Regions from separate parts of the Homo sapiens genome. Here all the other regions are linked to region 2. Evidence: chromatin loops called from intact Hi-C (ENCODE). Cell type or tissue: Caco-2. All regions are shown on one strand. Links, peaks and the distances in the headings refer to the core of each region. The heading gives the core; the rest is flanking DNA. Region 1 has its middle 71 kb from the start of RHOU. Region 2 holds the start of LINC02815 (long intergenic non-protein coding RNA 2815). Region 3 has its middle 43 kb from the start of RHOU.

Evidence for each region. Hi-C counts contacts between places; a loop is a spot of excess contacts. Peaks named below come from ENCODE experiments on the same cell type or tissue, not always from the same donor. Only the 100,000 strongest peaks of a DNase experiment are listed, where the experiment ranks them.
Region 1: it touches region 2 in a loop (28-fold over the local background); 25 of 110 quality-filtered maps call a loop at or near these places.
Region 3: it touches region 2 in a loop (17-fold over the local background); 20 of 110 quality-filtered maps call a loop at or near these places.

What each region holds. Positions count from the first base shown.
Region 1 is chr1:228,658,853-228,669,854 of GRCh38, forward strand. It overlaps a transcript of RHOU not described here. Among named protein-coding and RNA genes, the nearest start is that of RHOU, 71 kb to the right of the region's middle. In Caco-2, for the core only: a CTCF peak has its summit at 5,721 (motif pointing right); a DNase peak (open chromatin) is centred at 5,749.
Region 2 is chr1:229,150,343-229,161,344 of GRCh38, forward strand. It overlaps LINC02815 (long intergenic non-protein coding RNA 2815), which reads right to left and starts at 4,383. Exons shown (of 5, transcript NR_186727.1): 1 at 4,228-4,383. RefSeq lists an enhancer at 9,422-9,922. In Caco-2, for the core only: a CTCF peak has its summit at 6,686; a DNase peak (open chromatin) is centred at 6,662.
Region 3 is chr1:228,686,575-228,697,576 of GRCh38, forward strand. It overlaps a transcript of RHOU not described here and the pseudogene FTH1P2. Among named protein-coding and RNA genes, the nearest start is that of RHOU, 43 kb to the right of the region's middle. In Caco-2, for the core only: a CTCF peak has its summit at 5,547 (motif pointing right); no DNase peak of the experiment used is centred there.

The DNA of each region.
Region 1 (11,002 bases), core at 1,628-9,627, 490 kb before region 2:
AATCTGCCTTTGGTTACAGATGCAGAATTCATGAAATCAGAGGACCAACTGTATTTATTGAAAACAATTACTGTATAAATGCACCCTTGCAGTTCAGATCCATGTTGTTCAAGGCTCAGCTGTACTCAGAAATGAATGAAAATGAAAACACAGTACAGCAAAACTTTGGGATACAGTAAAAGCAGTGCTAACAGGGAAATTTATAGTGTGAAATGCTTACGTTTTAAAAAAACAAAAAACAAAAAGCCGAGCGTCATGGCTCACGCCTGTAATCCCAGCACTTTGGGAGGCTGAGGTGGGCGGATCACCTGAGGTCAGGAGTTCCAGACTAGCCTGACCAACATGGAGAAACCCTGTCTCTACTAAAAATACAAAATCAGCTGGGCATGGTGGCAGGTGCCTGTAATCCCAGCTACTTGGGAGGCTGAGGCAGAAGAATCACTTAAACCCGGGAGGCAGAGGTTGCAGTGAGCCGAGATCACACCATTGCACTCCAGCCTGGGCAACAAGAGTGAAACTCCATCTCAAAAACAAAACAAAACAAAACAAAAAACACCAAAAAGATCTCAAATTAGCAACCTAAATTTACAATTTAGGCAACTAGAAAAGAAAAAAATTAAACCCAACACTAGCAGAAGGAAGGAAATAAAGATTATTTCAGAAATAAATAAAACAGAGCATTAAAAAAAAAGGAGAAAATCAACAAAACCAAAAGCTGGTTTTTTTTTAAAGATAAAATTGACAAACTTTATAGACTGACTAAGAAAAAAAGAGAGAAGACTCAAATTACTAAAATCAGAAATGGAATTGGGGACATTACTATCTGATCCAGTCAAAATGAAAAGGATTGGCAGGGTGAAGTGGCTCACACCTGTAATCCCAGCACTTTGGGAGGCCAAGGCAGGCGGATCACTTGAGGTCAGGAGTTCGAGACTAGCCTGGCCAACATGGTGAAACCATCTCTACTAAAAATACAAAAAACGTAGCCGGGTGTGGTGGCAGGCGCCTGTAATCCCAGCTACTCGGGAGGCTCAGGCAGGTGGATCACTTGAGCTCAGGAGTTCAAGACTAGCCTGGGAAACATGGTAAAACCTGGTCTCTACAAAAAAAAAACAAAAAAAAAAAAAAACAAGAAAGAAAGAAAAAGAAAAATCAGCCCATCTTGGTGGCAAAAGCCTGTTGTCCCAGCTACTCAGGAGGCTGAGGTAGGAGGATCACTTGAACCTGGGAGGTGGAGGTTGTAGTGAGCCTAGATCACACCACTGTGCTCCAGCCTGGGTGACAGATGAGACCCTGTCTCAAATAAATAAATGAATAGGATTGTAAGAGAGTGCTAAGAACAATTGTACACCAACATATTGGATAACCTGGATGAAATGGACAAATTCCTAGGAATATGAACCCTACCAAGACTGAATCATGAAGAAATTGAAAATCTGAATAGACTAGTAACTAGTAAGGAGACTGAATCAGTAACCAAAAATCTCCTGACCGAAAAAAATAAAAAAAAAAAAAGCCTTGGACTTGACTTTTCTATCAAATATTTAGATAACTAATATTAATCCTTCTTAATCCCTTCCAAAAACTTGAAGAGGAGGGAGTACTCCCTAACTCATTCTATGAGGCTACAATTGCCCTGATACCAAAGCAAGACAAAGATTTTACAAGAAAAAACTGTAGAATAATATCCCATATGAAGATTGATGTATAAAAATCCTCACCATACCCTAGGACTGTGAGGTGAAATTCATCATAGAAAAGGAAAGCCAAGCAGAAGCCTAAAACTATACCCCTAGTCTGCCTGGGTGCGGTGGCTCACACCTGTAATCCTAGCATTTTAGGAGGCCGAGGTGGGTGGATTACCTGAGGTTGGGAGTTTGAGACCAACCTAACCAACATGGAGAAACCCCATCTCTACTAAAAATACAAAATTAGCCAGGTGTGGTGGTGCATGCCTGTAATCCCAGCTAGTCAGGAGGCTGAGGCAGGAGAATTGCTTGAACCCAGGAGGCAGAGGTTGCGGTGAGCTGATATTGCACCATTGTACTCCAGCCTGGGCAACAAGAGCGAAACTCTGTCTCAAAAAAAAAAAAAAAAAAAATCTCCTTAAGCTGATAAGCAACTTCAGCAAAGTTTCAGGATACAAAATCAATGTGCAAAAAATCACAAGCATTCCTATACACCAATAACAGACAAACAGAGAGCCAAATCATGAGTGAACTCCCATTCACAGTTGCTACAAAGAGAATAAAATACCTAGGAATCCAACTTACAAGGGATGTGAAGGACCTCTTCAAGGAGAACTACAAACTACTGCTCAACAAAATAAAGGAGGAGACAAACAAATGGAAGAACATTCCATGCTCATGGATAGGAAGCATCAATATCATGAAAATGGCCGTACTGCCCAAGGTAATTTATAGATTCAATGCCATCCCCATCAAGCTACCAATGATTTAACAGAATTGGAAAAAACTACTTTAAAGTTCATGGAACCAAAAAAGAGCCCTCATTGCCAAGACAATCTTAAGCAAAAAGAACAAAGCTGGAGGCATCACGCTACCTGACTTCAAACTATACTACAAGGCTACAGTAACCAAACAGCATGGTACTGGTCCCAAAACAGAGATATAGACCAATGGAACAGAACAGAGCCCTCAGAAATAACACCACACACCTACAACCATCTGATCTTTGACAAACCTGGCAAAAACAATAACTGGGAAAAGGATTCCCTATTTAATAAATGGTGCTGGGAAAACTGGCTAGCCATATGTAGAAAGCTGAAACTGGATCACTTCCTTACACCTTATACAAAAATTAATTCAAGATGGATTCAAGACTTAAACATTAGGCCTAAAACCATAAAAACCCTAGAAGAAAACCTAGGCAATACCATTCAGGACATAGGCATGGGCAAGGACGTCATGACTGAAACACCAAAAGCAATGGCAACAAAAGCCAAAATTGACAAATGGGGTCTAAATAAATTAAAGAGCTTCTGCACAGCCAAAGAAACTACCATCAGAGTGAACAGGTAATCTACAGAATGGGAGAAAATTTTTGCAATCTACCCATCTGACAAAGGACTAATATCCAGAATCTACAGAGAACTTAAACAAATTTACAAGAAAAAAACAAACAAACCCATCAAAAAGTGGACAAAGTATATGAACAGACACTTCTCAAAAGAAGACATTTATGCAGCCAAAAGACACATGAAAAAATGCTCATCATCACTGGTCATCAGAGAAATGCAAATCAAAACCACAATGAGATATCATCTCACACCAGTTAGAATGGTGATCATTAAAAAGTCATGAAACAACAGGTGCTGGAGAGGATGTGGAGAAATAGGAACACTTTTACACTGTTGGTGGGAGTGTAAACTAGCTCAACCATTGTGGAAGACAGTGTGGCGATTCCTCAAGGATCTAGAACTAGAAATACCATTTGACCCAGCGATCCCATTACTGGGTATATACCCAAAGGATTATAAATCATGCTACTATTAAGACAAATGCACGCGAGTGTTTATTTGCAGCACTATTCACAATAGCAAAGACTTGGAACCAACCCAAATGTCCATCAATGATAGACTGGGTTAAGAAAATGTGGCACATATACACCATGGAATACTATGCTGCCACAAAAAAGGATGAGTTCATGTCTTTTGCAGGGACATGGATGAAGCTGTAAACCATCATTCTGAGCAAACTATCACGAGGACAGAAAACCAAACACTGCATGTTCTCACTCATAGGTGGGAACTGAACAATGAGAACAGTTGGACACAGGGCAGGGAACACCACACACTGGGTCCTGTTGTAGGGTGGGGGGCTGGGGGAGGGATAGCATTAGGAGAAATACCTAATGTAAATGACGAGCTAATGGATGCAGCAAACCAACATGGCACATGTATACCTATATAACCAATCTGCATGTTCTGCACATTAAAAAAACTATATCCCTAGTCAAGAGAGAACAAGACAAAATGCTGCATCAAGGGGAATGGCAGAGATAAGTGACACCCTCAAGGGTCTAAAGAATGCAGCAATAGTGTCCCCATGATATTTCTGTTTAAATCACCATTCTGTCCCCTCGGGATCTGGCTGCTCTTGGTGGATGACTCTAGACCAGAGGTCCACAACTACAGATTCTGTGCCCAAATTGTCAGCTGCCTGTTTTTGTATATGGTTTTAACTTTTGTGAACAATTGAGAAAAATAAAAAGAATGATATTTTGTAGTATTTGAAAATTATGTGAAATTCAAATTTCAACAGTTATGAATAAAGTTTTATGACAGCGCAGTTGCACTCATTCATTTATGTATCTTACGGCTGCTTTTGTGATTCAAAGATCAGAGTTGAATAGTCTGGACAGAGACCTTGTGTGGTGTTCTCATTATTTCCCCTTGCTTTAGACACATCACAAACCACAGTGAGGCAACTAGCACACTACAGTGTTTCAAGTGCTATACTTTTTGCCATGCTATGACTTTTCATTTATTTATTTTATCACACTGTAACTGTAACAAGAGAATACAATGTGTGTGCAAATTACCAGACTAGGCACTTATCACAATATTCTCAACTCATAGGAAAGCAATAATAAGGAAAATCGGAAAAGTTAAGCATATTCTTACTATTGAGTTTAAGAAGAAAAAAGAAAAGTTAAAAAAAATTAAGCAGCAATATCTCAACACATAGCTGACATTATTTTTCTTTATTTTTATTTTTCTTTTCTGTTTTTCTTTTCTTTTCTTTTCTTTTCTTTTTTTTTTTTTTTTTTTTTTTTTGAGACGGAATTTCACTCTGTCCCCCAGGCTGGGGTGCAGTGGCATGATCTCAACTCACTGCAACCTCCGCCTCCCGAGATCAAGCGATTCTCCTGCCTCAGCCTCCCACGTAGCTGGGATTACGCGCGCGCGACACCATACCTGGCTAATTTTTGTATTTTTAGTAGAGACGGGGCTTCACCATGTTGGCCAGGCTGGTCCCGAACTCCTGACCTCAAGTGATCCACCCGCCTTGGCCTCTCAAAGTGCTGGGATTACAGGCGCGAGCCGCCACGCCCGGCCAACATAGCTGGATTTCTTTTTCTTCTCCCCTCCCCTCCCCTCCCCTTCCCTCCCCTCCCCTCCCCTCCCCTCCTCTCCCCTCTCCTTTTTTTCTCTTCCCTTCTCTTCTTTTCTTATCTTCTGTCGCCCAGGCTGGAGAGCAGTGGCACTATCACGGCTCACTGCAGTCTTGACCTCTCGGGCTCGCGTGATCTCCCACTTCAGCCTACCGAGTAGCTGGGACTACAGATGTGTGCCACCAGGCTCGGCTAATTTTTTGTAGTTTTTGTAGAGGCGAGGTTTCTCCATATTTCCCAGGCTGGTCTCGAACTCCTGGGCATCGGCCCTCCTCGGCCTCCCAAAGTGTTGGGATTACAGGTGTGAGCCGCTGCGCTCGGCCTGGATTTCTTCATAAAGATAAAATTGGAAATAAAATTGCAGCCCAAGTAAGCTTCCAAGTGGCTCATTTGTTCCTCAAATGAGGAAAGCCATTTGCGGATAGCGAATCAACAAATCATGTTTGTACTCATTTTCTCAGAAACGTATTCTGAGAAAATAATCTTTATGAAGAATGTTAACCTTTTTGCTAGGTGGGGTGGGACTTTGGGAAAAAACCCAACAGTTTATTAAAACAAACAAAGCAAGAAACCAAATTGTCCGGCAGAGGGCAGCATTACCCCACAGAGCCAAAACCTTTGCCAGGAGGAACCCGTGTTCATTGCCAAGATTGATTGATTTTGAGACAGAGGTTTGTCCTTGTTGCCCAGGCTGGAGTGCAATGGCGCAATCTCAGCTCATTGCAACCTCCGTCTCCCAGGTTCAAGCAATTCTTCTGCTTCAGCCTCCCGAGTAGCTGGGTTTACAGGCGCCTGCCACCATGACCGGCTAATTTTTTGTATTTTGGTAGAGATGGGGTTTCACCATGTTGGCCATTTTGGTCTCGAAATCCTGACCTCAGGTGATCCACCGACCTCAGGTGATCCATCCGCCTCGGCCTCCCAAAGTGCTGGGATTACAGGTGTGAGCCACCGTGCCCGGCTTGCCAAGCTTTATTAACTAACATTTGTGGTGCCAGGCTGTTATGGTGATTTCTTCCTATTAGCTTATTTAATCTTCATGAAAACCCTTCAAGATAGGTACTATTTTATTTTCATTTTACAAATAAGAAAACTGAAACTCAGAATGGCTAAGTGACTTTTACCTGGTTCACATATCAATTAAGGTCAAGCCTTTGGCTCCAGGACCTATGTTTTTATTGAAGTAAATGATTATAAAGTGCCTGCTATGCACTAGGCATGGTCTAAGCACTTCACATGCTTTAATTACTTTAATCTTTATGATAACCCCAAGATTTAGGTACTATTATTACCATTTCCATTGTACCGATAAAGAAACCAAGATAAAGAGGTGAAGGTGATCCTACCTTCCCAAGGGAACTCCCACTGTCAGGCTTGAGTCCACAGGAGAGGCTCTAGCTGCTCTACGTGGCAGCACTAGGGTGAAGGCAGTGAGGCTCCTACTGCTCTGGTTCTGGCTGGGTCACACATGTCGGGGATGGGTTGCCAGCTCCCTCAATAAACCCCTACCTAGTCTTCTGAGTGACTCAAATCAGGTATCTTTGGTAGAGTGGAGTGGGGAACAGTAATATATCTTTGAGTGGAGTGGGGACAGTAATATATCTTTGAGTAGAGTGGGATGGGGAACACTAATATGAGTCCCAGAGTCCCAGGATTGAGAACCTGCAGTTCTGATGTCAGAGAGCAGAAGTTGGATGTCCTAGCTCCAGAATAAAGAGCAAATTTGTCCTTCCCCTGTCTTTTTGTTCTGTTGAGACCTTCAAGGAATTGGAAGAATAATGCCTATCCACATTGGTGAGGACAGATCATTTTGACTCAGTCTAGTGGTTCAAATAGTAATACCTTCTACCCTGGGAGAAAGCAGTCCCTCCAGGGTCAGCAAGGCCCCAAGATGTCAAAGCATCAAAAATACAGAATAAAAAGGTCATAATTAACACAAGATGGACAAAAGCCTTCTTCACCCCAGCATCTAGAAGTGTTCTTTTTTTTTTGACAGAACCTTGCTCTCACCAAGGCTGGAGTGCAGTGGTGTGATCTCGGCTCACTGCAACCTCTGCCTCCCGGGTTCAAGTGATCCCCCCACCTGAGCCTCCCAAGTAGCTAGGATTGCAGGCGTGCACCACCATGCCTGGCTAATTTTTTTGTATTTTTAGTAGAAACAGGGTTTCACCATGTTGGCCAGTCTGGTATCGAACTCCTGACTTCAAGTGATCCATCCACCTTAGCCTTTCCAAGTGCTAGGATTACAGGTGTGAGCCACCGTGCCTGGTCTAAGAGCATTCTTTGTTAAAAATTTATTTTATTTTTTCCTAATTGACAAATAGTTGTTGTACATAGTCATGAGGTACCTAGTGATGTTTTGATACAAATAATATCTGGTGATCAGATCATGGTAATCAGTGTATTCATCATTTCAAAGGTTTATCATTTCTTTGTGTTGGGAACATTCAATATCCTCTTTCTCACTGTTTGAAACTATATAATATATTATTGTTAACTATAGTCATCCTACAGTGATATAGAACACTAGAACTAATTCCCCTTACCTATCTGTTTTTTTGTATCCTTTAACAAATCTCTCCCTATCCCTCCCTTCCTATCCTTCCTAGCCTCCAGTGTAAGAGTATTCTTGCTCAGGGTGGTGTGGCAGCCCCTGTTTGGAAGCCAGCAGGGAATGTGCACCCCTGTGACTGAAGACTTGAAAGTCCCCATTCCACAAGACTCAGGCTACTTGGGTACTAAGTAGGACTAAAACCAGAGAAAAAGTAGGCTGGAGCAAAATTTATTGTGCTTTTGGATAAATATCCAGCATTTCCTGTAAAATGTTACAGCAATTCCCTCATGGAATGTAACGAGACTAGAAAAGCCCTCCCAGAGATTTCCCCACCTAGTTTTGTGGAATGTAACTCAGGTGGCTGACCCAGGGTCTGAGATTTGCATAGTGACTTTTAGCGCAAAACATTACCTTTCTTGTGCCTCATCTAGCAAGGCAATTTAGCCTCACTTGTCTGTTATTATTATTATTTTTTAACTATCGAAAGCTCTCTAACAGAAGGAAATCTGAGCTGGCTCTGTTGGAAATAGCTTTCCTTGTAGTCAGGGTGAAATAAACTTCTGTCATGAGCTTGCTATCAGTTCACCTGAGAGATATGTTTTAACACCTAAATAGGTTCATTTAACCAACAAGGAAGTGCTTCTTCTTTTCTGGACACTGCTCCAGTGCTGGGATTCAGAGACTGACCCCATCCTTGGAGCAAGTGGTTAAATAACAGAAGACATAAAAATAAATCAATAATCACAAAACATGTTACAGATGTTTAAAGAACAGTGGAAGCCCAGAGGGAGGGATCAGTAACTGCCTGGTGGCATCCAGGAAGAGCTCAAGGAACTAACATGTTGACAGAGTTTTGAAAGGCAAACTTAGACACGAGGAGGCAGATGCTGGAGGGGAAAAGGTGCAGAGGCATTGAATCTTAAACACACTTGCATCCACGCCAGAAGCAGTCGGGGATGTAGGATGCTGGGAACTTCACAGTTGCTTGGCCTGTGGGAGCCCCTCTCTCACCTTGTTCTTCTAGTTTCTGACTCCAGGCCTCTCTCTGGCCTGTATCTCCATTTATCCCTCCATGTTGGACTTGATTCTGGGAAATCGACCCATGTTTTCAATGACTACATTTGATGTTACCTTTGATCAATACTATTTTTAAATAAAGCAATAAAGTGATAAATACAGCCATATCTCTGGTTAAGAACTTATGAAAAGTTACTGGAGTAGAACTAGAGTCATACTTGACTCACCAAGATTTTTTTATTGTATTATTTAAAAATGATACAATAAAAACCATAATTGTGATATTGTCATATAATAAAAAATAAAGGTTTGGTCTTTGGTCCAGGTTCCTGGCACAGAGCTTCTAAAACTGGTGGAATTTCCTGAGTGATAGTCTTTTGTTATTTATAGTAAGCCTCTTCAACTGTACATGAGTTTATGCTGATGAGATAACTCCTGGTGGTTGCCAAGATAGCTTTAGGATGGGACCTGGTTGCCAGAGTGATTAGAGGGTTACTCACCAATGGCCGATGATTTAATCAATCATACCTATGTAATGGAAGCTCCATAAGACCCCAAAGCAATGGGGTTGAACAGCTTCCAGGTTAGTGGACGCATCCACTTGCTGGGAGGATGCCACACCCCAGCTCCACTGGGACAGAAGCATCTGTGCTTGAGCATCTTCTGGACCTTGCTGTATATACCTTTGCACATGGCTGTTCATGTGTATCCTTTGTAATGGACTGGTAAATGTAAGTAAAATGCTGAGTTCTGTGTGCTCTTCTAGCAAATATCCAACCTAAAAAGAGGGTTGTGGAAATCCCCAATTTATAGCCAGTTGATGAGAAGGATGGATGGCCCCAAATTGCGATTGGCATGTGAAGTGGGGGCTGTCTTGTGGGACCAAGCCTTTAACCTGTGAGTTTCAAGCTAACTCTTGGTAGATAGTGCCAGAGTTCAATTGTAGAACACTTAGCTGGTGTCGGAGAAATGGTCGGTGAGGGCAAACCACCACACACATTTGGCATCAGAAGTGTTCTGTGGGCAGAAACAGATCATAGTAGCAATAACACAGTGCTAAGATGTCATTAGTTGTGAGACACATCCTGATTTCACAGGCACTAAATTATAAAAAGAGCTTTGTCTTAGAATCGATAAAATACACCATCTCGACAGCTGTGTCTGGCTGCTCGCCCAGCCCTGCTACCACCTGCAGGCCTCTAGGTTGCTCATTTCTGATCTAACTTTGACCTCCCTGCTGTCCTTTCAGGCCTACCTGGAAGGCTTGAGCCAGCAGACTAGCTGCCTGTTCTGGCATAGTGTCACTTTTCTCCTCTTCTGACTTTCTGTCCTATCGCAGACATGACAAGGTTGGGGAATCCCAGGAACCCAGGCCAGCTGCAGAATCAGGCAAGTCAGGGACAGATGGTGGCCTGAATGAAAAGGGGCAGGATGGGCCTTGATGGTGTCTGAGATTCCCCCGATGTAGGAAGTGGGTGTCCCTGGAGGGCACTAAGCAGGGCAATGCCATGTTTGTGTGAAACTTGACAACAGGGATTGGGCAGGCAACAGGTGTTTTCTCTAGGCTTGTAAAAACAGGAGTTAGGTAGTACACTGGACTTGAACTTCTACAAGGAACACCACAAGAACCCAGTCCCCCAACCCCTGGCTGTTCCTGCTAGCAGGGTCCTAGGGCTGCTGAAACATTTGCAGTGTGGTTCTTACTGGTGGTTTCATCACAGGAGTTGGACAAGCTGCTTCCTCCCTCCACTAGTCATCACTTCTCAGCTTCCTCCAGGCCTCAGGCATTGCCTGGGTGATGCTGAGCCTGGGCCAGCAACACAGTCTTGGTGGTTCATGTTTCTTGCATTACAGCCTCTGTGCTTTTTTGGATGGAATGTTTAACTTGGAAAATAAAAGCTCTCACCTCCTAATTTTTTCTTCTGAGAGCCAGCACAGCTAAACCTAAGAATGTTTTTTCTGCAGGCTATAACTGAAGGACTGAGGTAATCCATGAGCTTTTATTAAGCCATGTCGCTGGTTAAGAACTTATGAAATGTTATTGGAATAGAACTAAAAGGCCTTAACTTGCTTGAGTAAAATTTTAACTTAGATGTAGTCTCCTAATTCTTAGACCTATGGTGTGTCATGTCTACCTTACGGGTACTTTTTCTGAACCTGATAATAATGGCATGACCGTTTAGTATGGAGAAGAGTATAATTTCCTAAAAATTAATATCATTTTAGCTACTTCATTGTGAAGTGCATTTCTGCCCAGAATTCTCTCAAAGTCATAGTGATGCTTAAAGGATGCAG
Region 2 (11,002 bases), core at 1,951-9,950:
GATCTAGTATTCAGTACCACAATAGAGTGACCATAGGTAACAATAATTTATTGTATATTTTAAAATAACTAAAAGAGTGAAATTAGAATGTCCTAACACACAGAAATGATGAATGCTTCAGGTGATGGATACTCCAATTACCCTGACTTGACCACTATACATTGCATGCCTGTATCAAAGCATCACAGGTACCCCATGAATACAAGCAACTGTTATGTACCCATAATAATTAAAAACAAAAAGTTAATTTGAAAAAGAAAGGACAAGTCAATACCCGCAGCCTTTCCCTTGTGTTGAGATGGCTGGTGACCACCCCCTCCCCGTGCCACTTGTATCCTCTCAGCCACTCTCCCCATCACGTGAACCATCTGGCTTCGCAGGAGGACAATGAGCCCCTCCGAGGAAGGCAGGCTCTGGATCCCTGGTGCTCAACTTCCTTCCAAAGCTCTCGGCCTTCAGAGCCAGAGATGGCCTGAGGGGAAGGGGCCTCAGCAGCCATGTCATTCCTCCCCAGAAAGACTGAGGAGCACAGAGGTGAAAGGCCTGGGTACAGCACCTCCGAAGGGTTAGGGTATCGCTTCACTTATAGTCCACATCCTCTGGGCCTAAAAGTGGGAAGGAGGCATTTCAGCTCAGGGTCAAAAACACACCTGTCTTCATTCTGACAGGTCGAGTTGATCTCTGACATGTCTAAAGCACAATCCGAATATAAAAATAGGAGTTTTGGGAGATGCCTTTAAACAGGAGATCAGTCCTGTCTTGCAAGATATCCCCACCCAGGCCTACCTCGGAGATCGTGCATGTTCAGTTCCACACCACTGAAATAAAGAGAGTATCACAATAAAGTGAGTCACCAATTGTTTTTTAGTTTCCCAGTGCAATATAAAAGTTATGTTTACACTATGCTGTAGTCTCTTAAGTGTACAGTAGCACTGCATCTTAAAAAAATGTAAATATCTTAATTAGAAAAAGCTTCCTAGGTGTGGCGGCTCACATCTGTAATCCTAGCAATTTGGAAGCTGAAGTGAGGGAATCGCTTGAGGCCAGGAGTCGGAGACAGACTGGGCAACATAGTGAGATGCTGTTTCTTAAAAAAAAAAAAAAAAAAAAAAAAATTAGCCAGGCGTGGTGGTGCACATCTATAGTCCTAGCTACTCAGGAAGCTGAGGTGGGAGCCCAGAGGTTCAAGGCTGCAGTGAGCTATGATCATGCCACTGCACTCCAGCCTGGGTGACAGAGCAAGACTTAGACTCTTAAAAAAATAAATAACAACAACAAAAACTTTATTGCTAAAAAATGCTAATGATCACCCGGGTGCAGTGTCTCACTCCTGTAATCCCAGCACTTTGGGAGGCCAAGGTGGGTGGATCATGAGGTCAGGAGCTCAAGACCAGCCTGGTCAAGATGGTGAAACTTTGTCTCTACTAAGAATACAAAAAAATTAGCCAGGTGTGATCGTGGGCGCCTGTAATCCCAGCTACTCGGGAGGCTGAGGCAGAGAATTGCTTGAACCCAGGAGGCAGAGGTTGCAGTGAGCCGAGATCATGCCCCTGCACTCCAGCCTAGGCAACAGAGCGAGACTTTGTCTCAAAAAAAAAAAAAAAAAAAAAAAAAGCTAATGGTCATCTGAGCCTTCAGCGAGTCATAATCTTTTTGCTGGTGGAGGGTCTTGCCTGGGTGTTGATGAAGTCATAATTTTTTTGCTGGTGGAGGGTCTTGCCTGGATGTTGATGGCTGCTGACCGATTAGAGTGGTGGTTAGTGAAGGCTGGGGTAGCTGTGGCAATTTCTCAAAATAAGACAAAAATGAAGGTTGCCACTTTGATTGACTCTTCTTTTCGCGAAAGAGTTCTCTGTGGCATGTGATGCTGTTGGATACCACTTTACTCACAGTAGAACTTCTTCCAAAATTGTAGCCAATCCTTTCAAACCCTGCTGCTGCCTTATCAATTAAGTTTACATAATATTCTAATTCCTTTGTTGTAATTGCAACAATGTTCGCAGAATCTTCACTGGGAGTAGATTTCATCTCAAGAAACCACTTTCTTTGCTCCTGCATAAGAAGCAACTCCTTACCCACTGAACGTTTATCATGAGATTGCAAGAATACAATCACATCTTTGGTCTCTACTTCTAACTCTAGTTCTCTTGCTATTTCCACATCTGCAGTTACTTCCTCCATGAAAGTCTTGAAGCCTCAAAGTCATCCATGAGGATTGGTATCAACTTCTTCCAAACTCCTGTTAATGCTGATATTTTAACTTCCTTCTATGAATCACAAATGTTCTTTTTTTTCTCTCTCATATGTCTTAACTGTGAAAACAAATGTCCATAATGGCATCTACAATGCTGAATCCCTTCCAGAAGGTTTTCAGTTTACTTTGCCTATATCAATCAATCAGTCATTATCTATGTCAGCTTTTGCCTTACAAACTATACTTCTTAAATAATAAGACTTGAAGTTCAAAATGACTCCTTGATCCATGGGCTGCAGAATGAATATTATGTTAGTTGGCATGAAAACAACATCTCCATCAGCTCTTGGGTGACTAGGCATATTGCCAATGAACTGTAATATTTTGAAAGGAATCTTTTTTTCTGAGCAGTAGGTCTCACCAGTAGACTTAAAATATTCAGTAAACCACGCTGTAAACAGATACGCTATCATCCAGGCTTTGTTGTTCCATTGATAGAGCATAGGCAGAGTCAATTTTGCATGATGTTTAAAGGCCCTAGGATTTCCAGAATGGTAAATGAGCATTGGCTTCAACTTAAAGTCACAAGTTGCAATAGCCCCTAACAAGAGAATCAGCCAGTCCTTTGAAGCTCTGAAGCCAGACATTGATTTCTCTATAGCAATGAACACTTTAGATGGCATTTTATTCTAATACAATTAGGGTGTTTAATATATGTTGAAAATATGCTGTTTAGTGTAGCCACCTTCATCAAATATCTTAGCTAGTTCTTCTGAATAACTGCTGCAGCTTCCACATCAGCACTTGCTGCTTCACCCTGTACTTTCATGTTATGAAGATGTCTTCTTTCCTTAAACCCCATGAGCCAACCTCTGCTAGCTTCCATCTTTTCTTCTTCAGCTTCCTCACCTCTTTCAGCTTCATAGATTTGAAGAGAGTTGGGACCTTGTTCTGGGTTAGGTTTTGGCTTAAGGGAATGTAGTGGCTAATTTGCTCTTCTATTAAACCACTCAAACCTCTTTGTATCAGCTTTCTTATCATTTGTATGTTCACTGGAGTAGCACTTTTAATTTCCTTGAAGAACTTTTTCTTTACATTCACAGCCTGACTGTTTGGCACAAGAGGCCTAGCTTTTGGCCTCTCTAGACTTTTGACGTGCTAAGCTTCATTATTTCTAGCTTTTAATTTAAAGTCAGAGAGGTGCAACTTCCATTCACTTGAACACTTAGAAGCCATTAATAGAATTATTAATTGCCCTAATTTCAATTGTGTTGTATCTCAGGGAATAGGGAGGCCCAAGGAAAGGAAGAGAGATGATGGAATGGCCGGTGGGTGGAGCAGTCAGAACACACATACATGTTGATTAAGTTCCCTGTCTTATATGGACATGGTTTGCGGTGCCATGAAACAATTACAATAGTAACTTCAAAGACCACTGATCACAGAGCACCATAACAGACATAAAAATAATGACAACTTTTGAAATATTGGGAGAGTCACCAAAATGTGACACAGAGACATGAAGTGAGCACATGCTGTTAGAAAAATAGCACCAATAGACTTGCTCAACTCAGGGTTGCCACAAACCTTCAGTTTGTAAAAAACACAGTATCTACCAACCACAATAAAGCAAAGCACCATAAAACAAGACGTGCCTGTAAATGGTGCCTTCTGCACTCACTCTGTCTGAGCAAGTGTACGCAAGCTCCAGGGCCAGCAGATCCTGTGGATTCTGCAGTTTCTATGGAGGGCCCTTGGGAGCCCTTGGGCATTGGAAGAACCTATGAGGACAGCTACTAAGTCATTGAAATCCTTCTCCCCCAGAGCCCTCTGTGGGCACAAATAGGTGTGGCATGTCCAAGCAGCAATAGTCTCCAGTTTGGGCCATTCCACAGGGACCATGTTCAACCAAACCACACCACTGAGACAAAGATGAGAAATCTCAGGTGAGTCCATCTGGGCCAGGGACCTCCCCTCCATAACACAACATCAACAAAAAAAAGCATGTGCTGCTCCCCTGGGACGAACCCTACCTCCAAGAAGGAACAGCGTTGCTGTAAAATGCTTGGCCTCAGAACCATGCCCAGTGCTGGAGCGCCCACCACAGTAGACACAGAAGCTGGAACATCAGTCTCTGTGGACATCCTTTTACCCACGAGGAAGGAGAGGTGCAGGAAGCTGAGAAAGGGCAGCCTCTGGTACACACTGTCTCCTCATTCCCTCCCTTGGTGTTGGCCCCTCCTCCTGTCTCTAGTCTTTATAGGTTGGGGATCTAAGCCTCTTCCCCTCCACTCATTGTGGGAAGCCCAAAAGAAATCTGCCAGTGATGCAGGGAAGGAAGCTGTCGGGACTGGTAGAGTCTATGCTGAAGAAGGGCCTCCTGTTCCACGTGATTTAGCAAAGTTCCAGAGAATGGCACAAGAGGCCAGCACCAAAGTCTTGCCGTGTAATAAAGTCCTCTTGTCCTTGGAACTGCTCCCTGGGTTCATCTCTCCCAGGAAGCCCAAGGAGTTGTCCATTGGACACATGAGGGGGGATCCATGGTCAGTCAGTTGCTTTCATTTCCCAACACACATGGGGAATTTCTCTTAACTCATGACTTTGCAAAGTAACACTGTGATAAGGTGAACAGAATTGAGTTCACATTATAGCATAAAATTTCAGCAAGTTATTGAACAACTAGGCTAAACATAGAGAACTATAGTTGCACTTCAATTTCAGCCCCTGCACATACAAAACTGCATTGCAAGCCTATTTCTGTTATCCCCCTTGGCCTTCGGCCACTGACCCAGCCCTGGTTTGTCCAGGCATGTCACTTTTTCATCTGGCTCTGTCCTCTATCTAGTCAGGATCATCTTCTATGTCTAGGGTCAGGCTGGCTGAAGAAACTGTTAAGTTCTCCATTGTTTTAGCTCAGAATTCAGCTGTGGAAGTACAGAACTTTCCTTCATAACCACACTACATCGTCAAAGCAGGAGCACAGTGTGACTGCTGGTGGTCCTGCACCTGCACAAATGACGACAGTCCTGGAAGCTAAATGCTCTGTGCTCCTCTGAGTGTGCATTTCTGTGAATCCCCAATGACACAGCCACTGCTGGAGAAAAGGCTGTGGCTGACACACAGCATGGTAGAAAGAGATTTACAGACCTTGTTGGCGCCGAGAAGGGGGAAGTACATCCTACTGCCGATGGCTCCCTGGAGGACCCGCCTGCGCCAATCAGAAGTCTCCTATCCGCGATGGTTTCCTGTCTCTTCCTCAATGTCAGTCTCTTCCTCTCCACCCTCCACCCCCAGCTCTAAAAACCAGAGCCAAATAGCAACTGCCCTGGAAAAAGTGCTGTCTTCCCAAGGTTGTAGGTTTACCATTTCATGCTCAGTTTAAAGTGCCTGAGAAGTACAGGAGGAAAAGTCTGTTAACCAGACTACATGAAGAAAAATACTGAGGAACCATAGGTACCCATTAACTGGTTTAACAAGAAAAGATTTCTAGCTGGGCACGATGGCTCATGCCTGTAATCCTAACACTTTGGAAGGCCGAGGTGGGAGGACTGCTTGAGGCCAGGAGTTTGAGACCAGTCTGGGCAACATAGCAAGAATCCATCTCTATAAAAATAAAAGAAAAGTTGGAGGGAGGGAGGCCAATGGGCAGGATTGGGCAGTGGGTCTCCAGCCGAGCTCCTGGGTCAGCTGCCTGCTAGAGGGGCTGGCGGTAAGGGAGGAGGACTGAGGCCAAGGGTGGGTCTCTGGATCCTACCCTCACTCTGCCAGAGCAACCCCACATACATTGTTTTCTGTGTTAGGATACAATATCAGATCTCTTTTAACCAAGAAGTTTCACTCCTAAAAACAGGGCAGAACGGGCACTGGTGTTAGAGGTGATCTTGAATCAGCTGAGACCTGGAAGTCATCTTCCTTTCTTCATTTGCTAAATGCCTAATATGAGCTGTTTTTCTTATCAGTTTCCCTTCTCTGCAAAAACAGTCTTGCATAGAAAAGATTTGAACCAACTGGGGGCAAGTGCTCAGTAGCGATTCCAGCATCTATAGCCCTGACTATGCCAAGTAATGGTCTGACTGCTTCCCCTGGGGCCTCCCACTACCCCAGCAGCCACCTTCCTACTGTTGGTTTTATTGATAAACTGGGATAGACAGCCAGGAGGAAATAATTTCTGCTTCTGCGAGAAGCCCTAATAGGCCTTTACCCACCCTCAATAATCACTCACTTGCAACACTCGCCGGCATCTTATTACAACTGGAATTCCAAGGAAAACAAGAAATGCTCACTGAACTCATGGATAAAGATTTTCCTGATGAACTGAGGACTTCTCTGCTACCCCTGTTTATTTCTCTCCTTCTCCTCCTTCCGGCCTCCCACCAGCTCCTACTGACTTCATCCCATGCGGCACATGGACCTGCTACCAGGTCCCAGGTCTTTCTAAAATTCAGGAAGAGCTCTGGCTGAACCCTTCTGAGTTCATGGGGACAGTGACACCTGCTGCTTTTCTGCTGCAGGACAATGGTTTGTTCCCTCATTCTATCAGGGAACATATTTTGGGTTCCTACCAGATGCCAGGTTCTGTTTTAAACACCACGGACACAGAGATAAACACACACAGGTTTCCTGCACTAAAGCCAGTTATCATGTGGTAAGGGAGACAGACAACCATAACACAGAGTGACAGATGCAGAAGGCAGGCAGGGTGAGGGGTTGGGGCAGGACCCAGAGATGGGGCATGCCACCTAGATAAAGAGACAGGCATAACCTTCCCAACAAGCCACTCTGCAGCTGTATCCTGGACACCCAGTGGCTCTGGCAAGGGATCACAGATGGTTTAAGACATTTCACTAACTTAGATTGGGGGTTAGTGGCCTGCAGACCTGTACACTTGGCCCAGGTAACTCAGGTAATGCAGGAGTCACTCTGCCCCAAACCACCCCCTCCAACCATCTACCTGGGGTCTGGGTAGATGCTGTTCTGAAAATCTGGGAGCAAACCAGTTCCAACAACTGGTTTTGCTTTGGAATAAAGAATATTCCTTTTTTTTTTTTGGAATGCTCTTGTATTCCAAAATTCGTATGGCTACCAGAAAGTCATGTGCCTCCTCCCATGCCCTGGAATCTATTTGCCCAGGCTAGCAGTGAGACCACTTCTTCTTTTACGGCCTGAGCTCCAGAAGCAGAGTGGCCTGATGGCATTCTGGTTGTCTCCCATCCAACCATCCCTGAGTTTCATGGGAAGCTGCTTTCAGCGGTGAGGCATCGGTGGGCCACAGTAAGCCAGGGAAGAGTCTTTTAGAGTAATTTACTTAAACTCTTGCTTCCAGGCCTCAGGGGTTTCATCCTTCACTCAGGAAAAATATACTAAGTATCTCCAAGAGACAATCAAGGGGAAAATCATGGCACAGCACTTTAGGAAAATGTATCAACAAGTGAAAATATCAGCAGATTTACTAGAGGAGGGTGAGGGCAGCCCTCTAGTTGGGAAGTCAGATCTTTGACAAAAGAGTTTAAAACTCCCTGATAAGCATTTTGTTGACAAGGTCAGTCTTCATTCTTTCTGCCAAAATTAGAAACCACCCTTTTTTCCTTGTCATAACAACACTGGTGCTTATCACCAATTGTGTGAAGGGAGAAGAGTGATGTCCTTTAGGTCTGAAGATTGACAATATAGAGGAGGGAGCTCTTAACTTCCAAAACCACCCAGTCCAGGAACTATTTTCCCTTTTCCCTCTTACCAGACACCCAGATGGAAATCTGCTCTTTAGAGAAGGAAGGAAATGATACAAGGAAAAAGACATCTGCAAATGAGTAAGCTTTGCCCAGGAGGCCACGTTAAGTGAGGTGGATGGAAACGTAAATCATCCGAGAGAGAGAGGGAGAAAGAGACTCTAACCCTGCCTGCCTGGCTCTGCTTTGCAAAGATGCTCACTCACCACCACCTCACGTGCTCAGTGATGACCGCAATAATGTAGTTGTATTTTCTTCCCCATTCTAGCGTGGGGTAACTTGCAATACTGAGCAGTTTATGGGCCTTCCCCTACGCACTCTGCAAGTTCCTGGAAAAACAAGGAGTTGGCATGCCACATTTCCAGCCCCTCGGCCCAACTGCTTCAGGACCCCTGCCTGCCAGCCTCCATACGTCAGGGCCACAGTTTCAGATGCTCATTCAATGACCTCACACTTGCTCTAGGACAGGGGCAGCAGGCACATGGCTGATCCAAGTTTAGAGCAGAAATACGCAAGACAATTGCAGTTATAAAAGGTACACGTCAGTGGTGGGAAGGTCACTGCTAAAGTGAAGCAGGAAAGACATGATTTCTTGGGATGAGGGTAAGAGCACTTCAGAGAAGCTTGATTACTCAGAAGGCTGCAGTTCTGCCCAAGGAGGGGATGCACACAGACAGGCCTGTGATCAAAGCAATGTTCCAGGGTAGAAGGGCAATACTCAACCTAACTCAATGTGAAAACGCCAGTCCTTTTTGTCTCGTTTTTCCTGCCTTAGATTTAACCCATTCTGGGATGGGCAGGGAGAAAGAAAGACCTTCCCCAAGAAGTGCTGACCAGGCAGTTGTGTTTGTGGGGAGAGCCTTCCTGACAGCAAAGAAGGAAGAACTAACTTCCTTTGCCATGAACAACTCAGAATCCTGGGGGGTTTTTGCTGCTGTTTTCTGGCTGTTTTTTGGCCTTGCTCTGTTGTTCACTGCAACCTCGACTCCTGGGCTCAAGGAATTCTCCTGCCTCGGCCTCCCAAGCAGCTGGGACTACAGGTGTGCACATCACATCCAGCTAACTTTGAAGTATTTTGTAGCGATGGGGATCTCACTATGTTGCCCAGACAGTCTCAAACTCCTGGCCTCAATCAGTCCTTCTGCCTCAATCTCCCAAAGTGCTGAGATTACAAGTATGTGCCACCACACCAGGCTTTAGAATCCTGTTCTAAAAGTTCTTTCTTATTTGACCACCATAGCTTCTTATGAAAAAAAAAAAAAAAAAGCCAGGAAGACAGCTTTCATATGAAGGAGAAGTGGTGGACCCAGGCGCAAAGTGGCTGAAGGCGAGGAAGAAACCAAGAAGTGGAGAGAAGCTCCAACTCTAGGGTACTCAGTGACCATGAGGGAGAGAGTGGTCCAGGGTGGATACTAACGCAGCCCTGCAGTGAGGAAAGGGACCCCTGGAGGGTGCAGTTTAAGGGCTTAGGAGCTCCTTGCCCTCAGGCTGTGCCCCCAGAGCTCTCATCCCTCGCCAGCCTGCACCGTGCACTCCACACACCCCACACATGCACACACACACACCATGATACAAAGGAGTCTCCTGACACCATGCAGGGCAGTAGGCAGTGGCTCACCCCAAGCTACAGGTTGAATTGAGCAACCTGGGCTGGAACAGTGGAGGTCAACACATACCAGGAATACTCATTAATTGGAAAACAAAGGGATTTTGTGACAATCTGAGGTAAAGTGAGTTTGGGGAAAATTACATCATAACCTCTACTTAAGGCTGAACGATGTCATGATAGCCAGCCTCCAGGTGGCCCCCAAAGATCTTGCCTCTGTGTCTTCACACCCTTGTAGGGTCCCCTTCTCACATCAATTCAGGGCTGGTAAGTGTGACTGACAGATTATGTGATACTGTTTGAATACTTATCCCCTCCAAATCTCGTGTTGAAATTTGACTCCCCAGTGTTGGAGGTGGGCCCTGGTGGGAGGTGTTTGGGTCACCGGGATGGATCCCTCATGGCTCGGTGCCATTTTCACAGAGTGAGTGAACTCTCACTCTTGTTCCCATGGAAACTGGTTCCTCCTCCTCTCTCTTGCTTCCTCTCTGGCCATATGATGCCTGTTCCCCTTCACCTTCTCCATGAATGGAAACATCTGAGGCCCTCACCAGAAGCAGATGCTGGCACCATCCTGTGGAGCCTGCAGAACCACAAGCCAAATAAACCTCTTCTTGTTATAAATTTCCCAGCCTCAGGTATTCCTTTATAGCAACACAAATGGACTAAGACCGTATGGCAGGGGCGATGATGTCTGACTTCCAAGTCTCCCTCCTGTGGGGCATTGCAGCTTCTGCCTTGTTCTCTGGGAGAGGCTGGCCTGCATACCATGAGGATCCTCAAGCAGCCCTGTCAAGAGAGGCCCACAGAAAAGAGCTTAGGGCTCCCACCAAAAAGCCTGGCATTTTGAAAGTGGATCCTCCAGCCCTAGACCAGCCTTCAGATAATACAGTGCCAGCCAACATCTCAACTGCAACCTCAGGAAAGACCATGAGCCTGAACAACCCAACCAAGCTGCTCACACACTCCTGACCCACAGAAACTGTGAGTGGTATCAATATTTATTGTTGTTTTTAGCCACAAAGTTTTGGGATAATTTGTTACATAACAATAGATACCTAATACAAATATATATTATTTAGCATATTAGAATCTTAGAGGGAGTCCTGCAGTAAAAAAAAAAAAAAAATTAAGTATTTAACTTTTTTTGACTCATTGTTTCACAAGTGCTCTGGTTATATTACATTTTTTTTTTTTTGAAGAATGCCTCAATAACATCTCAGGGTGCTACTGTTGCACACAACATAGTTTGGAAAGATCTGGGCTGGCTATGCTAGTATTTATACAAGAGTTTGATGCCAGATAAATTACATCTAATAAAACCCACTTGAATAAAAACTTAATTCCCCCTTTTTTTTTTTTTTTTTTTTTTTTTTTTTTGAGATCACCCAGGCTGGAGTGCAATGGCATGATCTCTCTCGGCTCACTGCAACCTCCACCTCCCAGGTTCAAGCAATTCTCCCTGCCTCAGCTTCC
Region 3 (11,002 bases), core at 2,108-10,107, 460 kb before region 2:
CCATGGTGAGCACTTGCCCTCTTTTAGTATTGGGTCGGTGCAAAACTCATTGCGGTTTTTGCTATGAAAAGCAATGGCTTTTTAAAGGTCTGGTCTGGCAACAGAGTCAGCTCTTAAAATGTTAAATTCCTAACTTTTAAAGCCTTGATAATCCCAACCAAAAAGCAAGGGAGAATTTTTTTTTGAGAGGGAGTCTTCCTCTGTCTCTCAGGCTGGAGTGCAGTGGCGTGATCTTGGCTCACTGCAACCTCCGCTTCCAGGGTTCAAGTGATTCTCCTGCCTCAGCCTCCCAATAGCTGGGATTACAGGTGTGTACCACCACATCTAGCTGATTTTTGTATTTTTAGTAGAGAGGGGATTTCACCATGTTGGCCAGGCTGGTCTCGAACTCCTGACCTTAGGTGATTCACCCTTCTCAGCCTCCCAAAGTGCTAGGATTACATGCGTGAGCCACCGTGCCTGGCCGGCAAGGGAGAATTTAAGGAATTATAAAAAATTATAGTGAGCTGACTAGTAGGGGATAGAGTACACAAAACTCATTTTCCACTATTTGAGTGAACAATTGTTTACTCCTCTGAAAGCACCTGTGGGCTTCACTGGCCCGCTCCACTGACCGGCACTGCCTCCACCCAGACTTGCGGGAGTGCTCACCCACCTCAGCGTGACTGTCCCTCCCCTCTGTACTCTTCTCTCTATTCCCCAGTTCCCAAGAGTTATCCCTTTCTTTTTTTTTTGGTTACCAAATTTCTTTATTTGAAGGAATGGTACAAATCAACGAACTTAAGTGGATGTTTTGGTACAACTTATAGAAAAGGTAAAGGAAACCCCAACATGCATGCACTGCCTTGAAGAACTTTGCCAAATACTTTCTTCACCAATCTCATGAGGAGAGGGAACATGCTGAGAAACTGATGAAGCTGCAGAACCAACGAGGTGGCCGAATCTTCCTTCAGGATATCAAGAAACCAGACTGTGATGACTGGGAGAGCGGGCTGAATGCGATGGAGTGTGCATTACATTTGGAAAAAAGTGTGAATCAGTCACTACTGGAACTGCACAAACTGGCCACTGACAAAAATGACCCCCATTTGTGTGACTTCATTGAGACACATTACCTGAATAAGCAGGTGAAAGCCATCAAAGAATTGGGTGAGCACGTGACCAACTTGTGCAAGATGGGAGCGCCCGAATCTGGCTCGGCGGAATACCTCTTAGACAAGCACACCCTGGGGGACAGTGATAATGAAAGCTAAGCCTCAGGCTAATTTCCACATAGCCGTGGGAGTGACTTCCCTGGTCACCAAGAGTTATCCCTTTCTAACATATTGTTCTCCCCCTCTCCCTCCTCTGCTCCATCTCCCTCCCTCTGTCCCTTCCTTCCTTCTGTCCTTCCTCCCTCCCTCCCTCCCTCCCTTCCTTCCTTTCTTCCTTCCTTTCATTTGAGTATTGTTTCCACCCCACCCTCACCCCACAAAATGTGAGCTGTACAAGAGCAAGGATTTTGTTTGTTTGTTTGTTTGTTGTTCACGGATGGGTCCCAGGTGTCTAGGACAGTGCCTGGTTAACAGTACATGCTCCATGAAGATGAGCTATTGTGACTTGGGGTTTTCTGGAACTGTAGCTGGAACCAACCCTAACCTGTTACAGCTCTCCACTCATGCCTCCCACTGCCTTTTGAAGAAGGCCATGTTGTTAATGTTGTTAAGCTGCTGTCTAAAGGACATGAACATGAATTTTTTCTCTGTAGCTGACACAGGTTTCCCCCGAATCCTTCCACTGCCTCTTTCATGTGTGAAGAACAGCAGACATTTGTGAGTTGGCAGCCTATGGACTGAGAAATGTGGACTGCAGCCATAGAATGGAGCAGATTTCCAGGGCATTTGGGTTGCAAATCTCCCATTTTGACCTCCTTAGCATCGTGCTCTATTATTTAACCCCTCCTTCCATTCCTCCCATGTCTGCCTGCTGTCACTTAAACAAGGGAGTCCACCCAGTGTGGGGAATCGTGCCTTTCCTGCAAACCTTCCTGCTGATTTGTGTTCTAGCCCAGGCTCATGAATTAGTTCTGCTGAGCCTGGCCATGGCCAGTTGTAAAGTGCTGTGTGTGCTGATACCAAAAGTTATGTACAAAACACCAAGAAGTCCCAGGATTGGTACTGCCTTTCAGTATTTGTCCAAAATGGTGCTTTTCTCTGCTTCCCTGGTCAAGCAGAATGAACAGGTCACCAGCGCAGGTAGAATTCTCTCAGTGTCACTGTGGTCCTTGCAGGTCAGCTGGATTTGTCAGTTTAGCTGAGTGTGTCCAAAGACCTCAGCCTCCCTTCTGATTTTCAAACAGAGAAACAAATATAAAGCTACATATGGGTGTGTGAGATGAGACTGGCAGCAGTAAAGGTGGCACTTTGAAGAGGCTCTAGGGAGACAGAATGGACAGTAATTTTAAAGTGACTTTGGGAAGAGGCACCACTGACCTCTCCTCCTTCTCCGCCTGAACAGTCCCTTCAGAAGCTGCTTTTCCCTCACTTCCGTCTCCCTCATCCCTGAATAACCCACACATTTGGAGCTTCTCTTCCCACTATCTTCTAGCTTTTGTAGGTTTTTTCCATCTTATTCCAACATGAGAGGCAAAGGACCCTGAGTTTGTCAGACCCAACCCTCGAAGAAGCCGAAGAGTCAAACAAAAGAGGTCATATGTAATCTGTAGTAGAAGCCAGACAATGTGAAAGGGTAAATCCAAAGGCCATTGGAACTTCTGGATCCAGATAGGGCCCAGCAAATGTGTAATAAAGTCAGCAGTGAGAAACGCGATTGGGACATGATACTTCCATGACATCAGTAGCTGTAATCAAGCTGAATCTGCCTGTTGATCCCTATGGAAACTGTCTGCTGACTGTAGTGCTGCTCTATTTTGTTGTCATTTCAGGGCTACAAATGAATATGCAATCACTTGACTACTTTGTTTTAAGCCAGGGGTCCCCAACTCCTGGGCTGCAGACAGGTGCTGGTCTGTGGTCTGTTAGCAACCAGGCTGCATAGCCGGAGGTGAGCAGTGGGTGAGCATTACCACCTGAGCTCCGCCTCCTGTCAGATCAGCAGTGATATTAGTCTCACAGGAGCTCAAACCCTATTGTGAACTGTGCATGTGAGGGATCTAGGGTGCTGGCTCTTAATGATAATCTAACTAATGCCTGATGATCTGAGATGGAACAGTTTCATACCGAAACCATCCCTACCACCCCTAGTTCGTGGAAAAATTGTCTTCCACGAAACTGGTCCCTGGCAACAAAAATGTTGGGAACCACTGTTATAAGCCATCTGTGAACCATGAAATGTTTGGGTCAGTCTCCTGAGACTGAAAATTTAATCAAAATTTCAGCAAGAACTTTCTCTTCCCACACTTTCCAGTGTGCCTGAAACCGGAATTTAAAAAAAATGTAATTGGAGCACGCAGAATCAATTCTTAACGCTGTTTCAATGTGTCCTTTCCCCCAAACAATACACTTAAGACATTTACTAAGTGTTAAAGAGCTACCTCTCTGTACTACTTGCTGTAATTTTCTTTGATCAGACTGATTTTTATTTAAAAGATTTGTTTTGTTTGTTTGTTTGTTTTTGTTTTTTAGAGCAGGAGTGAAAGTTTATTAAAAAGCTTTAGAGAAGTAAGGAAAGGAAGAAAAGGAAGGAAGGTACACTTGAAAGAGGGCCAAGTGGGCAACTTGAGAGACCAAATGCTGAAGATTAGTTTGTTTGTTTTTTTTTTTTCTCTTTGAGATGGAGTTTTGCTCTTGTTTCCCAGGCTGGAGTGCAATGGCATGATCTCGGCTCACCGCAACCTCCGCCTCCCAGGTTCAAGCAATTCTCCTGCCTCAGCCTCCTGAGTAGCTGGGATTACAGGCATGCACCACCACGCCTGGCTAATTTTGTATTTTTAGTAGAGACGGGGTTTCTCCATATTGAGGCTGGTCTCGAACTCCTGACCTCAGCTGATCCGCCCGCCTTGGCCTCCCAAAGTGCTGGGATTACAGGCGTGAGCCACCAGGCCCGGCTGTTTGGTTTTTTTTGAGATGGAGTTTTGCTCTTTTGCCCAGGCTGGAGTGCAGTGGCGTGATCTCGGCTCACTGAAACCTTTGCCTTCTGATTTCAAGCGATTCTTCTGCCTCAGTCTCCCGAGCAGCTGAGATTACAGGCGCCCACCACATAGCCTGGCTAATTTTTTTACTTTTAGTAGAGACGCGGTTTCACCATGTTGGGCAGGCTGGTCTCGAACTCTTGACCTCATGATCTGACCTCCTCGGCCTCCCAAAGTGCTGAGATTACAGGCGTGAGCCTCCGTGCATGGTGGAAGATTAGTTTTAAAAGAGTGTATCACATAGTGCTTAAGTACTGTGTTTTGTGCTTTTATGTTGTCATTAATAGTGCCTTCAAATTAGGGAGGAAACGACTTAACTCAGTTACTTGTAAAAGTTTGGTTGTGAAAGAAGCTAAATTAACTGCGAGGATTCAGCTTATAATTTTTTTTTTTTTAAATAGACTTTATTTTTCAAAACCTCTTTAGGTTCCCAGAAAATTGAACAGAAAATGCAGAGAGTTCCCATATCCTCTTTCCAGGCCTCCCTCACTATCAGCATTTCCTACAGAGTAGTACGTTTGTTACAATCAATAAATCTATATTGACACATCATTATCACCAGTCTGTAGTTTACATTAAGGTTCACTCTTAGTGTTGTACATTTTATGGGTTTTGACAAATGTGTAAGGACATGTTTCCACCACTACGGTATCACACAGAGGAGTTTCACTGGCCTAAAAGTCATCTGTGCTCCACTCACTCATCCCTCCCTCCCTCCCTCCCTCCCTCCAACTCCTGGCAACCACTGATCTTTTTATTGTTTCCATAGTTTTGTCTTTTTCAGAATAGCATATACTTGGAATCTTATAGTGTGTGGCCTTTTCAGATTGGCTTCTTTCATGCATTTAAGGTTCTTCATGTCTTGTAGAGGCTCAATAGCTTATTTCCTTTTAGTGATGAATGATATTCAGGATGTACCACAGTTTACTTATCCATTCACCTACTGAAGGACATCTTAGTAATTTCCAAGTTTTGGCAATTATGAATAAAGCTTCTATGAATATCTATGTACAGATTTTGTGTGGACATAAGTTTTGCAGGCTATAATTTTTCATCCTTAATCCTCAGTATCTAAGAACAGTGGGTAAAATTTGACCCAAACAGTACAGCTATAAATCTAGTTTCTGCTATCCCCTCTCACCAAGGCAACCGTTTCAAACGTTAACAAAGTCAATATGAAGGTTAAAAGAATCATGGCAGAAGTATTTAATCATATTATCCAAAGTTTATTGTACTTGGGAATGATTAGACTTAGAGTATCCATTAAGTACAGACTAAATGCAATCATGAACTTCCTCTTTGACTGCATGAGACCTTCAAAAATGCAGTGGTTGCTTTTAACCATAAATACTTTAGGCTGTAATTATGTACGAAGTAATGAGTAAATAGCTTGCATAAGCACTTTTACAAAGGGTAGAACAATTGGACCACAAGGTGGTGCCCAAGATATTTTAAATTCAGATCCTGGTGTCAGGTGAGCACTGAAAACCCAAGACTGGAAGATGAGTAGAATTAGAGCCAACAGATACTTGGAGCAGAAAATCCAATGTGTGTTTTAATGAAATGTATACATTCTTCTAAAATATCATCTTTCAATGATCATTATTACAGATTAAACATTTTAAAACTGCCCAAAGACTTTATGAAATCTTTTATTTTCTAGTTTTCTTCATATTATTCTTATTTGCCACCATGCCCTGGCCCAACTGTATTGCCATTAAAAGATCACAGAAGACCCTCTGCCTTGACACTTGCCACATACCTGTCCCTGCTCTGTGCTGAGTGAAGAACTTACTTGGCCACAGAGATTAGAGATAGATGGACTTCCCTTTCTTGTGTTTCAGATGCTACTTTTCTGTTTTTTGTTTGTTTTTCTTTTCTGGCGATTCTAAAATTTTTTTAAAAATATTTTAAAATTAAGACAGGATCTTGCTATGTTACCCAGCCTGGTCTTGAACTGGGCTCAAGCCATCCTCCCACCTTGGCCTCCCAAAGTGTTGGGATTACAGACATGAGCCACCAGGTCTAGTCCTGAAATCATTTTTTACAACGTTTATGGATGTGCCCTATGGATACTAGATTTAAGAAAATCTAGTATCATTAAAAATCAAAACTTCAAATAAAGCAATTAGGAAATGGGGATTTACATAACAAAACAGTTGTTGATAAAGTTGTTACTAAAGACCTCCTTTAAACTATCAAGCTCCCCAATATATTATTATATAAAATTGCATTTATGAAAATTAGATTTATATATTGCTTTGCAGGGACACCCACCATACACACTGAGCAGATGCCCAAAACCGTACTGTGAGTCTTGGTTTTCATTAAGAAGGGTACAACAAGGGCCTTTTCAAAGGGAAAGTTTAACAAGATAAACAAGTATTCTCTTCGGTAATAATCCTATGGGTTATTAACCTATAACTTAAAAAGAGAAAGAAAACAATAAATAAAGGTTTTTCAATAAGAATAAATGTTGTGAAAATAGGTACAAGGCAAGGTGTTTTTTATTTGCAATTTGTGTTGCTGACACCTGATTCCAGCCACTTGAGGTGACATAGCAGAGTTACAGCGTGAACTGACTGCTGCCTACGTGCCCTCACAATAGGTTTCCAGGCTGATAAAGCACTTCAAAGTTTTATCTTTGATCCTCAGATAGGATGCAAACTATTTGAAGTGTGGTAAAGGAAGATATTAACACACATTCAAGGAAAAAGACATTGACACCCAGCTGAAATATAGAAGTCCCATCATTACCTCAGGTTAATAATTTTTTTTTTTGACACAGAGTCTCCCGCTATTGCCTAGGCTGGAGCACAGTGGCGTGATCTCAGCTCACTGCAACCTCTGCCTCCCGGGTTCAAGCGATTCTTCTGCCTCAGTCTCCCGAGTAGCTGGGACTACAGGCACGCGCCACCACGGCCGGCTAATTTTTTGTATTTTCAGTAGAGACGGGCTTTCACCGTATTGGCCAGGCTGGTCTCCAACTCCTGACCTCATGATCGGCCCTCCTTGGCCTCCCAAAGTGCTGGGATTACAGGCATGAGCCACCGCTCCCGGCACCTCATGTTAATAATTTTAAGCTAACTGACAACTGTGAAGCTAAAAGAAGATGATTTTTAAAGTTAACATTAACTATTAACCAAGGTAGTATTCTTTTTTACCCAATAACAGGTGATGAATGAAATTAAAGCATTAGAATAATATTTTAGAGCTAGAAAGAACAAACTTTTCTATCAAAGATTTGACTTTTATAGAGATTGTCCATGTTCTACAAATTGGCTTAAATAAGATCTTAATTCTAGACAGTGCCAGAACCAGATCTCAAAATTTGCAGTTCAGTGTTTTTTTTCCATCACTCCATACCCATTTGAGTTGTCCAGGACAGACATTTCTTTCCATAAAGTATTTAATCAGCTATTGTTACAGCTCAGAGCAATATTATTTCTTTGTAGCTAGGTGACTTGCACACATTGTTTTTCAGCAATTGGAGTGGATACGGTTACATTTAATAACAAAACTAAGATTTCCAGACATAATATGCAGATACAGAGATCATTTTATTTCTAATCTGTGTTATGGTTAGAATAGTGGCCTGTTTTTAGTCTTGCTTATTTTTTTCTTCAACTTTTATTTTAATTCTGGGGTCCATGTGCAGGATATGCAGGTTTGTTACATAGGTAAACGTGTGCCATGGTGGTTTGCTGCACAGGTCATCCCATCACTTAGGTATTTTGCCCGGAATCCATTAGCTATTCTTCCTGATGCTCTCCCTCCCCTCCCCTCAATAGGCCCCAGCTTGTGTTGTTCCCCCACAGGAGTCCATGTGTTCTCATTCGGCTCCCACTTATAAGTAAGAACATGCAGTGTTTGGTTTTCTGTTCCTGCATTACTTTGCTGAGTATAATGGCTTCCAACTCCATTCACATCCCTGCAAAGGACATGATCTCATTCCTTTTTATGGCTGCATAGTATTCTATGGTACATATGTACCACATTTTCTTTATCCAATCTATCATTGATGGGCAGTTAGGTTGAGTCCATGTCTTTGCTATTGTGAACAGTGCTGCAGTGAATATACGCATGCATTTATCTTTTGATTTATATTCTTTTGGGTACATACCTCGTAATGGGATTGCTGGATCAAATGGTATTTCTGCCTCTAGGTGTCTTACTTATTAAGTACAACATTATGATAATTATTTTACACCTCCAAGATCATGTATAGAAACAATAGGAGGAATATAAATGATAATGAATAGGTTTTATTTATTTATTTATTTTGAGACAAGGTATCACTTTATCATCCAGGCTGTAGTGCAGTGGCGGGATCTCTGCTCTCTGCAACCTCCGCCTCCCAGGCTCAAATGATCCTCCCACATCAGCCTCCCATGTAGCTGAAACCACAGGCATGCACTACCACACCCGATTAATTTTTGTATTTTTGGTAGAGATGGGGTTTTGGTATGTTGCCCAGGTTGGTCTCAAACTCCTGAGCTCAAGCGATCCACCCACCTCAGCTTCTCAAACTGCTGGGATTACAGATGTGAGTCACTGTGCCCAGCTAAGAGTAAGCGTTTTTGCCTAGTAAAAACACAAACTGTTTTTTTCTCTGATCTCATCCCACAATAATCAACACAGAAGACTTCTGGGACCAATCTCTCACATACCAGCAAACAATCAATTCTGTAGTGGACACCATCTGGGTATCCTCCAATTCAATTCTGGTAGTACCTGGAGATAGCATCAAATCCCTCAACCTCAGATTGAGGGCTCAGTCACACAAGACTGCCCCCCACTTTCAATGTCAACCACAAGCCCCAGGTTGCTTCACCTGTGTTTCTATGACTTGGGGTTCCACCACTTCCTCCTTGAGTTTGGTTAATTTGCTAGCGTGGCTCACAGAACTCAGTTTACAGGTTCATTATAAAGAATATTACAAAGGATACAAATGAAAGGGTGTGAAGGGGGTGCAGGTATGACGGAAGGGGCAGAGCTTTCATGCATTTCCAGGGTGAGTCACCCTCCATGTATTTGTTTGGCTATCCTGGAACTCTCTGAACCCAGTCCTTTGGGTTTTTATGGAGGATTCATTATGTGGGCGTGATTGATTAAACCCTTGGCCAATGATGACCAACTCAACCTTCAGCCCCTCTTCCCTCCCTGGAGATTGGGGGATGGCGCTGAGAGTACCAGCCCTCTAATCCTGCCTTGATCTTTCAGGTGACCAGTCCTGAAGCTGCCTAGGGGCTGCCAGCCATCAGTCAACTCATTAGCATAAAAAGACACATCACTTTGGAGAATCTAAGGATTTTACGAATTATATGCCAAGAGATGGTATATAAACCAAATATATGTTAATATTTAACAGTATCACAATTTGAAATTTAGGAAAATAGAGAGTAAAGAAAGCCTGTTTTGAACAAACTAATAGTAGTTTTGTTAGAATTTGGATAAATGTTTTCCCTGCTTTTCTCTTTCCCCTCTATTTTTTCTGCATTATTTTATGTATATGAAAGGTATACAATTAAAAAAAAAAAACAAAACGAAGTCCCTTAGAAACATTTACTCTGAGGCTGCTTTACATCCAAGGAGAAGTAGAAGAAATTTACTCACACTCAGTAGAGATTTCCAAATATTAAATCTTGAGGGTTTTTTTTTTCCATTTCTTATTCATTAGCAGAACAGCTGAATCATGATGGTTGAGATAACTGATAAAATTTCTATTGCTTTTTTTGTCTCCTTGGAAGGAAGGTGCTTTGTAAGGTATTATTTGTTTATGTTTAAGAACTTATTTATTTCTCCTCTTAGTAGTTTATTGTCTAACCAAGTGCTTTTAGATATCTTTCTTTTTGTTTTTTGAGACAGAGTCTTGCTCTGTCACCCAGGCTGGAGTGCAGTGGTGCTATCACAGCTCAGTGCAGCCTTGACCTCTCAGGGCTCAAGCGTTCCTCCCATCTCAGCCTCCCTAGTAGCTGGGACTACAGACATGCACCACCATGCCTGGCTAATTTTTGTGTATTTTGTAGAGGTGGGGTTTCACTGTGTGCTCAGGCTGGTCTCGAACTCCGAGGCTCAAGCGATCCACCCGCCTCGACCTGCCAAAGTGCTGGGATTACAGGAATGAGCCACCATGCCTGGTCATGGGTATATCTTTGATCATTCCCACAGTATGCCAAAAGCAATGACTGACATTATTGATGAGATTAATAAGTAAAGAAAGTTGGCATATAAGAAATAATAAACCTTAAGACATGAGAGAGTAAAAGTCCCCCTGAAGTTTGAATTCCGAGGTCTACATATTCCTGGTGTCAGTGCTCCCACCAGATCTGACTAGATGGTTTGATGATCCTAGTTGGCTCAGGATCACATTGCCAGGCCACCAGTATTACTGAAAACACAGGACAGTTAGATGTAATAAAAACAAATGTTTTGACAGCCTTCTGCATGCTGAATATGCTATGTTCTTGTCTTTCAAGAGACATGGCAACTGCTTGAAACACAGAGATGTGTCAAAACTTTCATATTTACTTTAGGATTCAGAGCTCCCCCAGGAATGGCAAGTTGCATATCCTGTAATGAAATTTTATCTTGTGTAAGGCACAAACGCCCTGAATATTCATTCCTTTTGTTTTCTTTTCTGCAAAGAGACAAGCACAGAGACCCAGAGGAAAGCTTGGCCTGGAGCCAGCACAGGAGTCAGATGTGATGTGTGGTTTGGATTTTTAGAGAGCGTTTCCAGCATCTGCTTGCTTGGTTGACCAATAGTGTTGGGCAACAATCAGTAAGGCCGAGTTGCCAGGACTTCTCTAGGGCAGTGCAGAGGAAGGAATTTAAGGGACGGAGAGATTAAAATGCTGAAATAGGTTTATC